Regions from separate parts of the Homo sapiens genome. Here all the other regions are linked to region 1. A link is a contact called in ENCODE Hi-C or POLR2A ChIA-PET data. All regions are on one chromosome and are shown on one strand. The core of a region is the stretch at or near the end of the contact, and the rest is flanking DNA. Distances in the headings are between cores, read along the strand shown. Region 1 holds the start of ITGA5 (integrin subunit alpha 5). Region 2 holds the start of NAB2 (NGFI-A binding protein 2). Region 3 holds the start of PTGES3 (prostaglandin E synthase 3).

What was found. A loop is a pair of places that touch in the nucleus more often than their neighbours do. ChIA-PET counts read pairs that join two places held with the same protein, here RNA polymerase II (POLR2A). Pooled maps may share reads with other maps.
Region 2: a map of CD8-positive, alpha-beta T cell shows a loop between it and region 1 (6-fold over the local background). The contact joins the promoter of NAB2 here to the promoter of ITGA5 in region 1. A Hi-C loop is called at or near these places in 1 of 168 maps with a recorded cell type or tissue (CD8-positive, alpha-beta T cell) and 4 of 50 pooled maps. POLR2A ChIA-PET finds 5 or more read pairs at or near these places in 1 of 52 experiments (T-cell).
Region 3: a pooled map shows a loop between it and region 1 (4-fold over the local background). The contact joins the promoter of PTGES3 here to the promoter of ITGA5 in region 1. A Hi-C loop is called at or near these places in 5 of 50 pooled maps. POLR2A ChIA-PET finds 5 or more read pairs at or near these places in 2 of 52 experiments (CD8-positive, alpha-beta memory T cell and activated CD4-positive, alpha-beta T cell).

Annotation. Positions count from the first base shown.
Region 1 is chr12:54,417,452-54,421,412 of GRCh38, reverse strand. It overlaps ITGA5 (integrin subunit alpha 5), which reads left to right and starts at 2,147. Exons shown (of 30, transcript NM_002205.5): 1 at 2,147-2,432. The coding sequence starts at 2,215. All of the region lies in intron 2 of GPR84-AS1 (GPR84, ZNF385A, ITGA5 and GTSF1 antisense RNA 1), which reads right to left.
Region 2 is chr12:57,087,228-57,091,188 of GRCh38, reverse strand. NAB2 (NGFI-A binding protein 2) reads right to left here and starts at 2,075. Exons shown (of 7, transcript NM_005967.4): 1 at 1,835-2,075; 2 at 1-64. The coding sequence starts at 1,917. It also overlaps a transcript of NEMP1 not described here. RefSeq lists silencers at 1,864-2,483, 3,484-3,543, 3,724-3,873 and an enhancer at 2,754-2,803.
Region 3 is chr12:56,686,220-56,690,180 of GRCh38, reverse strand. PTGES3 (prostaglandin E synthase 3) reads left to right here and starts at 1,897. Exons shown (of 8, transcript NM_006601.7): 1 at 1,897-2,183. The coding sequence starts at 2,182. RefSeq lists enhancers at 1-434, 961-1,010, 1,487-2,012, 2,511-2,630, 2,741-2,790 and a silencer at 1,661-1,850.

The DNA of each region.
Region 1 (3,961 bases), core at 898-3,397:
GGGCTCCCGGTGTAAACAGGAGCAGGGAATGGACAGGGAGGGGGCCTGTTTGAGTTGGCCAAGGCTAGGGGTGGAGTGGGGAGGAGGACTGGGGCAGGACGCTATGTCCCCTGTCCCCCACCAAGGCTCCTGGGAGGAGCTGAGTCACACACCTCCTTCCCTGCACCCCTCCCCACCCCCACCCCTAATCTCCCAAATCCTGGGAAAATCTAAAGAGTTTGCCTAGACTGAGAAAGGAGAGTGTTTGGTTCACACACGTGTTTTGCTGGGCTAAAAAGCAATCAGGCCTCAGCCCTTCTCCTCCCAAAGGGGGTTCCCAGCCCATGGCTTGAGTAGCTCTCACCTAAAGGTTGCCTTTTTGGCAATGCTGGGCTTAAAGATCCTGACCCAGAGATTCCCTGGGTTCCTCACCTAAGAAAGGGTCAGGACTTGCAGATGTGAGAATGGGATACGGGCCAGCATTGCCCCACAGTCTGGCCAGCCAGCCTCTCCCTTGGGCTGCAGCTGGCTCTGGAGGGGGGCTTTTAAAAAAGCAGATGGGTGATTTGGGACAGGAAGTGGAGTAGCAGAGTGAGGGGGAGAGTCATGGCAGGAAAAAAACATTGACTCTGGGCACTCTTATTCTGAGCCTTTCAGCCCGAAGTGGGGCAGGGGACTGGAGAACAGAAGGGACAGGGTTGACAGGATATTATTGACAGGGTATTATTCTGGAAAGTGAGGAGTCCTGGAGGAAAGAGACTGAAAGGACTTGTAGTCCCCTCCCCCAGACTAAGATAAAGGCTAGAATCCTGAAAAGTGATCTCATCACACAGAGCCTGAGCTTGGGGAAGAGGTGGGCAGGGGGTCACTGCCTTCCCTTTCTAGAGTCCCTTCCTCTACTTCCACAGGGGAATCTGGGAAGAATGGGGTCCTGGCTTTCCGCTCCCATTGTTTTTTTGGTTTTTGGTTTTTGGATTTTTTTTTTTTTTTTTTTTTTGGATACAGTCTTGCTCTGTCACCCAGGCTAGAGTGCAGTGGTGCAATCGCGGCTCATTGCAGTCTCTGCCTCCTGGGTTCAAGTAATTATCCTGCCTCAGCTTCCCGAGTAGCTGGGATTACAGGTGCGGACCACCACATCTGGATAATTTTTGTATTTTTAGTGGAGATGGGTTTTGCCATGTTGGCCAGGCTGGTCTTGAACTCCTGGCCTCAGGTGATCTGCTCACCTCGGCATCCCAAAGTGCTGGGATTACAGGTGTGAGCCACCGTGCCTGGCCAGAGCTCCCAGCGTTTACAGCCATTAGGAGCTGAAGGTTGGGTCCCTTTGCAAGACTTTCCACCACCACCACCACCTCTCACAATTCTCCAGGTTTGTAGGAACCCGGCCAGTTTAATCAAGCAGGTACTGAGGGGCCAGCCACTCGCAGGCTTTTGGTCAACTGTCAGATCCAAGGAAGGGGCTCAGCAGAGGTTTACATACCCTAGGACCAAGAAGGGGGCAAACTGGAGCAGAATCCTCCTGATGAATGACCCCAAACTCCTGGGTTTTCAATACTAGCAAGCTTGGAGGAGGAAGCAGCGGAACTTGAGGAGCCCGTGTAGGTCCTCTAGCAAGCTGACTGCGAACGCTGTCTCTGTACCTCAACTGTTGTGTCCCAAATCCAGCTGGCCAGAACCCAGGCACCCGGCGGCCCCGGAAGGCAAGGGGGAATCCCAGTTGGCCGGACGCCAGAGGAGTCTCCTGTCTCTTTAGACCCCAAAGTCTCCTCCCTAAAGCACTGAGGGAGACCCCACACACATATACAGGCTTCCTCCGCCCACCAGAGGTGATTCCTTTCCTCATTAGGAAATTCTCCGCTCCCTTTTCCGACTCGTTTTCCGAGCGTTTACGTTGTACATCTGGAAAGGAATGGGGAGGAAGGAGGGGGAAGCAGAGAGGAGGGGGAAGAACCCAAACCCGCCCAGTCTAACCCAGTCCAGACAACCGGCTTCCAGCTGGGGCTGGGGAAAGGGGGTTGGAGGGGTGCGCCCCCCCCCCACGCCCCTTAGGGGTGGGGGACGCGGGCTCAGAGTTCCAGGGACCCAGGAATGCCCCCCCGCCAGCCCCCTCGGCAGGCGGGGGGAGGGCTCAGCCGGGAGTTTGGCAAACTCCTCCCCGCGTTGAGTCATTCGCCTCTGGGAGGTTTAGGAAGCGGCTCCGGGTCGGTGGCCCCAGGACAGGGAAGAGCGGGCGCTATGGGGAGCCGGACGCCAGAGTCCCCTCTCCACGCCGTGCAGCTGCGCTGGGGCCCCCGGCGCCGACCCCCGCTGCTGCCGCTGCTGTTGCTGCTGCTGCCGCCGCCACCCAGGGTCGGGGGCTTCAACTTAGACGCGGAGGCCCCAGCAGTACTCTCGGGGCCCCCGGGCTCCTTCTTCGGATTCTCAGTGGAGTTTTACCGGCCGGGAACAGACGGGTGAGTGAGGAGGGCTGGAGACGGGATGGGGGTGGGGGAGCCGCCTGGAGACTGGGGGCGCGGCTGGGGTCTGGAGGGGACCAGGGCTTAAGTTTGAGGGTGGAGTTTGTAAGGAATAGAGCTGCAGTTGGGGGCCCTGGCTAGAGTTGGGGGCCCGCGCTGGAGTAGGGAGGGCACCGTGGCGGGTGAGGAGGGGCCCTGGCGTTTGAGATCAGTGGGGAGACATGTGTCCGGTGGGGAGAGGACACGGAGCTGGAGAAGTCTGGGCAGGGGTCTCCGGGCCAAGGGAGAGGAGAGCGCGTGAATGGAGAGCTGAGGGTCTCTGGCTGAAGTCTGTGGGCTGCTGGGACCTGGGGCGGGTGGGGGCGCAGAGGGGGCGCAGAGGCCGGGAAGGGCTTTTGGGGGCTCCAGGAGACCTCGGGATCCGTAGGGGCCATTGTGCGGCGAGAGAACGGGTAGAAGCCGAATGAGCTACGTGTAGTAGGAGGAAAGTCAAAGACTGAGGGGGTCGGAAGGTTAAATGGGGGCCAGCCTCATCCTCCCCTCCCCCCTCAACTCAGACCGGGGAAAGACCCGAGAGAGGACGGCGGCTCCCTCTCCTTTCTCCTCTGTCTCCTACTCCTCCCTCCGCCCCCAATCTCTGTTCAGGCGAGGGGATCCGAGAACTGGGGGCGAGTGCGGGGACCCTGGCACTGGGGCCCTGGGGCTGGGGGCGAACTCAGCCAAGGGCGGGTGCTGGGATGTGTCGGGAGGGGTGTGTGCGCGCGTGAAGGGGGGTGGGCGGTTTCCCTCTTCCTCTGGCTCTTGGGAGGAAGAGAAAAGCTGGTTTCCTGTAGCTGGTCGGCTGGAGCTGTGCTGAGACCGGGACTTCTGGGGCTGGGGTCGGAAGCTGGGGAGACGGGGGCTCCGTGGGGCCAAGAACGTCAGAATGAAGGACTCAGGACCCTGGAAATCTCAAAGGAGGATCCTTATTCCCAACTCAGCACAGTGATAAGCAGACCCGGACCCCGAGTGCCTAGAAAATGGGGTACTGACAGGCTTGGGAAACAGGAGTTAGAGTGGAAGCAACATTAGAACCAAGGGTGTCTGTTTAAATGTGGGATGGCGGGGAGATTGGGAAGCAAGAGAGGTAGGTGGTTGCTCCTGGGCTAGGCCATAGATGCCAGATTCCTGGTCCTCCACAATGACTGGTGTAATCCTTTTTCTTCTACATCTCTGAGCTGGGAGCTTCCTACTGCTCACCCCCACCCCAACCCCAGGATCTCAGGGTTTGAGGGGAATTCTGTCAGAAGCGACCTGTTTTTACACATGAGACAGTTAACTGATCTCTACTCAGTCCCTATAGTTTTTGGAGAAAAGGGGTTAATCTAGCTAATACAACTGGGGAGAAAGGCAAATTCTCCTTTGTCTGGAGGACTTGGGGATGGGAGAAAAGAAAAATGATTAGGCCCCGACTGTTGTTCTGGGCTATTCAAGGTCCCCACCCAACCCCCACCCCACCCCCCTGGCCTTTTGCCCAAACCCCATTG
Region 2 (3,961 bases), core at 826-3,325, 2.7 Mb before region 1:
CAGGACCCGGTACAGCTGCAGCTCCCCCAGCGTCCGAGGCAGTGCCATGGCTCGGGCACTGGGCCTGAGAAGGAGGGGCACAAGAGAGAGGCAGTCGGTGCAAGTCCCCCTACTGGGTACCAACCCACACTAACAATTGTTCCCTCTTTCCTGCCTGCTTTTCTTCCCCTCCCTCATTTGGATGCTATCCTGCCCAGTGCCCAGGTCTGAGTACAGACTCTCAGAATCAGGCACTGCTCAGAGGCATGGACAAGCCAGTGCCGTCCTAGACTGGCCCGAAGCCCCAAAAGTCAGTGGCCTGTGTCTGTAGGAGTCGAAGCGTCTTACAACCTTATCTTCAGCTTTTATCTTTTTGGTCTGGGGCAAGAAGAACTTGAGCGCTGAGGCTGACCAGCACCGACCTGGGATGGCTGGACCTCCCTCTCCCCCAAAACACAATCCTCACCTTCCCCTCTAAACACTCAGCAGTCTCAACACTGAAGTGAAGTCACCCATACTAAAGTGAATGTAGGAGCCCAGTCTCCCCCACAGTGGACGCTGCTGGCCAGCTTCATTCCCTGTGAAGGGGCCACAGCCCCAGGTGGCTAAAAGGGAGGGTGTGGCACCTTCCCTGGCTTTCCCACTCAGTGAGCCAGGTGGTGCCTTACTCTTCTCCGCTCAGCTTTTCCCAGGGGTTAAGCATTTATTTATTTATTTATTTATTTATTTATTTGAGACGGAGTCTCGCTCTGTCACCCAGGCTGGAGTGCAGTGGCGCTGTCACTGCAACCTCCGCCTCCCGGGTTCAAGCGATTCTCCTGCCTCAGCCTCCTGAGTAGCTGAGATTACAGGCGCCCGCCACCATGCCCGGCTAATTTTTGTATTTTTAGTAGAAACGGGGTTTCACCATGTTGGTCAGGCTGGGCTCGAATTCCTGACCTCGTGATCCACCCGCCTCAGCCTCCCAAAGTGCTGGGATTACAGGCCTGAGCCACCGGGCCCGCCCGGCCTGGTTAAGCATTCTTAACGCACGCTTCCTCTCTCCCCTCAGAACCTCTCCACCCTTCCAGGCTGCCCAGTGCTCCTCAGTGGCCCCTCTCCTAGCAGTGACACTCCCCACTTCCTCGGTCAGCCTTTTCCTTCAGCTCAGGGGCCGTGGCAGGGGGAGGGGCGCAATTGTTCTGCTCCGGGGCCGTTCCGCCCACACACACTCCCACAGTGGTAGCGTCTGTAGGCGAAAACCGCCCAGGGGCTCCCGCCTACTCTCCTCTCCCATATTTTCCACCCGCATCTTCAAGTGGAGTGGGGGAGCGGCTCAAGGCCTCTTGATGAAGGGGCTGCACACTGAAACTCCCCTCCCCGCTCTGTGAATAAAGGGACAGATATGGGAAGGAACGCCTAAGGCCTCCCTGCCTCCCTCGTCACCCCCCCTTTCCCCCGCTGATGCTCCTTTAACTCAAAGGCACCGGGGGCCCGCGCGCTCCGTGCCAACGAGGGACTGAGGCAACTGAGCGTCCCCCCACCTTCCGCACTGATGCCAGCTCGAGCTCCAGGGCATCCCCTGGTGCTTGGAGGCTCCCACATTCTTTGCAGGGGGCTCTTAGGCCAGATGGAGCCCACAGAGTAAACCAGGAATGGAGATTTGGGTACTACTCTTTCATATCCAGCTTCATCAGATGCTTGCCTGCTCCCAGGGCCCCCTAATTCGAAGACGCACCCCCTTTTCCATCAGTCTCCACCCCCCACCCCCGTCCTGCTTCCCCACGTCCTCCCCTCGACCTCCGCCCTCTGGACCCCATTCCCAAGTCCAGCTCCACCCATCTCCACTCCCCGCTGCCTCCCTTTGCCCACTAACTTGAGTCTGGGCTGCAGGGTCCGGCGGGCGCTGTCCCCTCCGCCCGGCGGCTGCTCGGCTGTGGGGGAAGGCGCTCTGTGCATGGACGGCCGGAGATCACCCGGGCTGCCCTTCTCGGTGCCCGGCGCTCGGCGCCTGCTGCGTGCTGCCCTCTTCCCCGCGCACGATGCCGTGTCCACCGCTGTCCAGGCTCTGTCCCTCCCTCCACGTCTTCTCTCTCCGAGCCTCCGCGCCTCTGTCTGTGCCTCTGCCCCCCCACCCTCCCCGGCTGCGCTTGCCGCCTCTCCGCGCCTCCGCCCCCGCAGGACGCACAGGGAGCGAGGCCCGGAGCTGCGCTGGCTGCCGGGCTGGCGGGCGGAGGGCGTGGGCAGAGCCGGGGGCGGGGGTGGGGGCGGGGGCCGGGGAGGCGGGCGCTGGGGCCTCTCGGCCGCGGAGACGCCGCGGCTTAGAGACTGGGAGAGGCGGAGACGGGGGGGGAGGGGGTGTGGAGCAGGAGGCGGGGGCGGGGATTCAGAGCCGGGGCGCCGAATTGGGGACCGAGGTGACCGAGGCCCGGCTGTGCAGGGCGGGCTTGGGGACCCAGCGGGCGGGGCGAGGTCGTTCTGTGCCGCCCACGCCGGATGCACAGCCGGCCCTCTTGGCGCCCACGTACCCACGTGAGCGCCCCGCCGGCGACATTCCTTCTCTCCCCCACCCCTCCGAGCTGAGAGAGGAGTTTCACAACCACGCACAAGTACACAAAGACACAGAAGCGCACGGACGTGCACACGCGCCTAAACAACTACGGGGACGCCCGTTGCCCATACTCAGGCCTTGTGGTGCTGGACGTGTGAATGTTAGCAGTGAGCCGGGAAAAGTTAGCGAAGGCTGGGCTGTGCGGCTTCTCCTGTGCGTGCATCTGACTCCCGTATAGTGTGCACTTAAGGCGGGCCTGAGAGCGTGGGGCTCTGCAGGGATCTCCTAGATATCCCCGCGCCCCTCCTCAGCCCCAATGGAATAATCTGAGGGGGTCGCTCTCAGAAACCCAGGCCTCCATGCTAGCCTGGAAAGTTTGGGAAACAGGAATGGGAGGGTTATGCTGCACGCCACCACTTAGGTGCGCGTGTTGATTAGACGCGTCGGCTTTTGTCAGCGCGTAGGTCAGGCAGGGATTCCTCCACTTGTCCTCTGTTTGCTGAGGATGAGGCCCTGCCTGGGAATTTTGTGTGACAAAGACGATACCCTTCCTGGGGCCGTCTATTAGGGACCTCGCCCGAGAGTCTAGTGGAAGATGAGTAAGAGGTCGGGAGCCTACGACGTGACTTCCTGCGGCGGAGCTGGAAGGAGGAGCGCCTTGAAGGAGCTTAGCCCCCGCCTCTGCAACCCACCACCGTCTCCCCCTTTGGTTTCTCCTAGCCCCATCTGGTTCGCATTGCACTCCCGCCCACGGCTGGGAGGGCTGTTGGGGGAGGCGGGGGCTCTAAGGGCCCGGCCCATAGACTCTAAGCCCCAGGGAAAGGAGGGGGGGTGGGGGCCGGGGAAAGCGAGCGGACTGGCCACAGGTGAGGTTTCCCCTAGTCCGGAATCTCAGCCCCGCCCCGCCTCTCTGTCCGCACTTCTGAGGGGCTGGGGTGGGGCATGGCGGGGCGTGGAGGCCGTGGACCGGGGCTGGTTTTACAATGTGGCCTAGCGAGGAGACCTTTCCGCCTTGTGGGGTCCGGGGAGAAGGAGCGCGTTGTTGGTGGGAGGATTTCAGTTGCTCAGGTCCTCTTCTCCAACCTATTAAGCGCCAAACACAGTGGGGGTGGTGGGAACGAGCAGAGTCCCGTCTCCCAGTCCCCCGCCCCGCAACTGGAGGGTGCGGCTAGACGGGCTCCCCTGGGGACGCTCCCGACCCCGTACGGGGTGTGGGCGACCCCTCCCCCCCCACCTCAGGTTATTTTGGATCCCGGGCTGCCAGCCGCTGGCCCCGGGTTTCCACGTGCCCCCTCCCTCCCCCAGCCCACGCTCCCCGTGACGCACATCCTCCGCCCACGCAGCCTCTGCTCGAGGCGCCCCCCTCCCTCCCACCCCGGCCCCCTTGGGGCGGCGCTGAGCCTTAGGATCTGGAGGGAGACGCCCGCCCAAGGAGGAGGCGGAGTAGGGCGT
Region 3 (3,961 bases), core at 648-3,147, 2.3 Mb before region 1:
ACGCCCAGCTAATTTTTGTATTTTTAGTAGAGATGGGGTTTTGCCATGTTGGCCAGTCTGGTCTTGAACTCCTGACCTCGTGATCCGCCCGCCTCGGCCTCCCAAAGTATTGGGATTACAGGCGTCAGCTACTGCTCCTGGCCAAATATTTTGTATTTTTAGTAGGGACGGGGGTTTCACCATGTTAGCCAAGCTGGTCTTGAACTCCTGATCTCCAGTAATCCACTGGCCTCGGCCTCCCAAAGTGTTGGGATTACAGGCGTGAACCAGTGCGCCAAGTTAACTTCCTTTTTTTTTTTTTTTTTTTTTTGAGACCCAGACTCACTCTGTCGCCCAGGCTGAAGTGCAGTGGCGCGATCTCGGCTCACTGCAACCTCCGCCTCCCGGGTTCAAGCGATTCTCCTGTCTCGCTCTCCCGAGTAGCTGGGACTAGAGGCGTGTGCCACCACACCCGGCTGATTTTTTTTTATTTTTAGTAGAGACGGGGTTTCACCATGTTAGCCAGGATGGGCTCAATCTCCTGACCTCGTGATCTGCCCGCCTCTGCCTCCCGAAGTGCTGGGATTACAGGCGTGAGCCACCGCGCCCGGCCCCTTCCCTTTTTTTTTTTTTTTTTGACACAGGGTCTCACTCTGTCGCCCAAGTTGGAGTGCTCACTGCAACCTCCGCCTCCCGGGTTCGGGGTTCGAGCTATCCTCCCGCCTCATACTAGCTAGTATTTGGCATTACAGGCAAGTGCCACCACGCCCTGCTAATTAGTATTTTTAGTAGAGATGGGGTTTCACCATGTTGGGTGGGCTGGTCCTGAACTCCTGACCTCAGGTGATCCGCCCACCGAACTTCCCAAAGTACTGGGATTATAGGCGTGAGCCACGGGCGCCCCGCCCAATTTCCCTTTTTAATGGCATTTGAGCTAGGGTCCAGGTTTCGTAGCTCCCACTACCTGTCCTGCACAACACAGACACTAAATACCTTAGTGCTTATTATGAAGCCCCGTTCTTCAGAAAGGTTTTATAGCACTTTCGTTAAACCTCCTTCCTGTTCAAAATGCAGCGCACTAGAGTATTTTTCCCCAATCCACCGTTAAGCGGCTTCTTCTTAAGCAGGACTGTTTTGGGTCTCTTGGTTGCTACCCCTACTACACCCTACTAATATGTTGCACAAAGCGACGGGGAACCCCTTCTCCCCCAAACGATGTGCGTGGAAACACACAATGTCCTACTCTCTCCATTCCCAGAAACCTAGACTCTCCCCTCAAATACCTTTCCTGGCTCATCTACAGCACTAAGGTCTCAAGGTAGGGGCAAAAGCCCGCCCCAATTGGCAAATGCTCCTCCTCCGCCAAGAACCTCGAATTTCCGCTGTCCCTGGACAGAGCCTCCAACCTTCAGAAAAATGGCGAGGTGGACCCAGGCCCTTGATTCTGAAGTGAGCCCTTTTCCACAGCACAGGCTTTTTACAGGTTTTTGTGGTGGAATGATGACTCAGTGAGCTGATTTACTCCCTCAAGAGTAACCAACGCGCCATTTCAGTTCTCCAGGATCCCGACTCCGTGTCCCTCCGCCTCAGCCTTGCCTCCCACTGTCAACGCAACCGTTTCTCAGAGAAATCGCCGAAGGCGCATGGCAGGGCAGTTGGGCCACTAACGGTTTTCTAACGCGAGAAGACAGAGCGGGAGGAGAGGCGGGAACGCGTAGGGACTAGCAGGGGGCGGAGTGGGGGTGGGGTGGCGGACGAAGGGCGGGGCCGGCGCCAGGAAGGATCGCGAAGGAGCTGGGAGGCCCCGCCCTTTCCGTAGATATCTCTAGAAAGCCGCGCCGGAGCCCAAAAACAAGGACTGCGCACGCGCGGCGGCAAGGCCCGGGCATTTTGCTGCGTCACCAGCCGCCGCCCGGCCTCACCACCCCTCGTTTGCACGCACGCACGTTCATTCTCCGTCCTCGCGCCCCTTTTCCTACACTTTCCTCTTCTCCCCGACCGGAGGAGCCGCTCTTTCCGCGCGGTGCATTCTGGGGCCCGAGGTCGAGCCCGCCGCTGCCGCCGTCGCCTGAGGGAAGCGAGAAGAGGCCGCGACCGGAGAGAAAAAGCGGAGTCGCCACCGGAGAGAAGTCGACTCCCTAGCAGCAGCCGCCGCCAGAGAGGCCCGCCCACCAGTTCGCCCGTCCCCCTGCCCCGTTCACAATGTGAGTGCGACACCCCGCCGAGGGAAGGTCGCCGAGTGAGGCCGAGGCCGCGTTGGGGGCTCCCTGGAAGCGGCCCCCTAGCCTTTCTCGCATCGGTGGTGGCAGTCGTTCCTGCCTGGGGGCGGGAGGTCCAGGATCCTTGTTCCGGTTACCGTTGGCGGGTGGAGGACATTTTTCCTCCAGATGTCTGCTTCCCCCACCCCTGAACCGTTCCTTGGCTTCCCCATGCCGGAAATCCTACTTTTACCCCTTTGGCTGTCTGGGTTACTCGCCTCTTTCGGTAACTTCACCCTAGGCCTTAAGCTCCCGGTAGCTGCTCGCCATGCGGCGCCCTGAAGCGTGAACCTTCGTGGGTCGCCTCTCGGCTGCTTGGGCGCTCCGGTTCTGTTGCTTTGTGGTCCCGGGGCCAGGCCCTGAGTCGAGTGCACCTGTGGTGGGTGCCGCCAGGTGCCTGGCGGAGCTCCTGGGAGAGCCCCACGCGGACCTCGCCGTGAGCTGCAGGTACTGCTAGGCAACTAGAAGGAAGCCATGCCCACGCCGCAACATACTTCCCTCTCCAGTGTCTGGGTTTCTTGAGTGTGGGTACTTCCAGTCCGCCTCCTAACTCCAGTCTCTTGAAAACACGGGAGGTTGCCAAAACTCAGCCGCTTCCCTGGCAGCGAGGAGGAGTTACCATTGAGCAGGTAGTTCCGCACGTGTCGACTTTGGAAAGATACGGACATTTTCTGTGTTTCATGTTCTACTTGAGGTGAGGTTTCACTATCTTGTTACAGTGTAGGATGAAATAGGTATGTAGTAGGCATTTAATTAACCTACAGTCGTCCCAAAGATCTTAAATTTGTGTGGAGGTGAATACAGATTCTATGGCAGTCTTCATTTTACGATGATAAAGGAAAGCCTTGGCGATTTTAACCGGTAAGAATTCTTGGCACTGCCGCGTACAGTGGGAACTGCCGGTTTTACAGGGTTTTTTTTTTTTTTTTTTTTTTTTTGACGGGAGGTTATTTTTCAAGGTACTAACTACGTCCTAAAAGGTATGGAGAACAATTAAGGTGGAACCTTTTTTTTCTTTTGTTTTAGACTCCATTCAGAAGAGAGAAGAGGGGAGTGACTTTATGTCTTTGGAAAAGTAATAAGGATTTGCTTGATTCAAGTCATGATACTGAGGCTGAGTATATTGGCTAGAAATCTAAAGGGATGCGTGAGGCTGAAGCGAGTTTATCACTGGGAACAAGCTTCTAGAGCACAGCATGTTAGAATTTTTGAAGGAGCCCCCTCCCCGAAAGTGATACGTAATCGGGGTTTTAAAAAATTTGAATTAGGCTGGGCGCGGTGGCTCACAACTGTGATCCCAGCACTCTGAGAGGCCGAGGCGGGCGGATCACCTGAGGTCGGGAGTTCGAGACCAGACTGACCAACATGGAGAAACCGCGTCGCTGCAAAAATACAAAAAAAATTAGCCGGGCGTGGTGGCACATGCCTGTAATCCCAGCTACTCGGGAGGCTGAGGTTAGGAGAATCGCTTGAATCTGGGAGGTGGAGGTTGCGGTGAGCCGAGATCATGCCATTGCACTCCAGCCTGGGCAACAAGAGTGAAAACCCGTCTCAAAATAAATAAATAAATTTGAATGTATATAAAATAGTTTTTGCTTTTCTATTTGAAAGCTCTCCTAAGTAATGTAGAAGGGACATCAGTCTTAACCTTTCATACTCTGAAAATCTGTAAGGGGAAATTTTTTGTCAGATGAGGCATTAAGCAGCTTTTAATAATAGAGCCA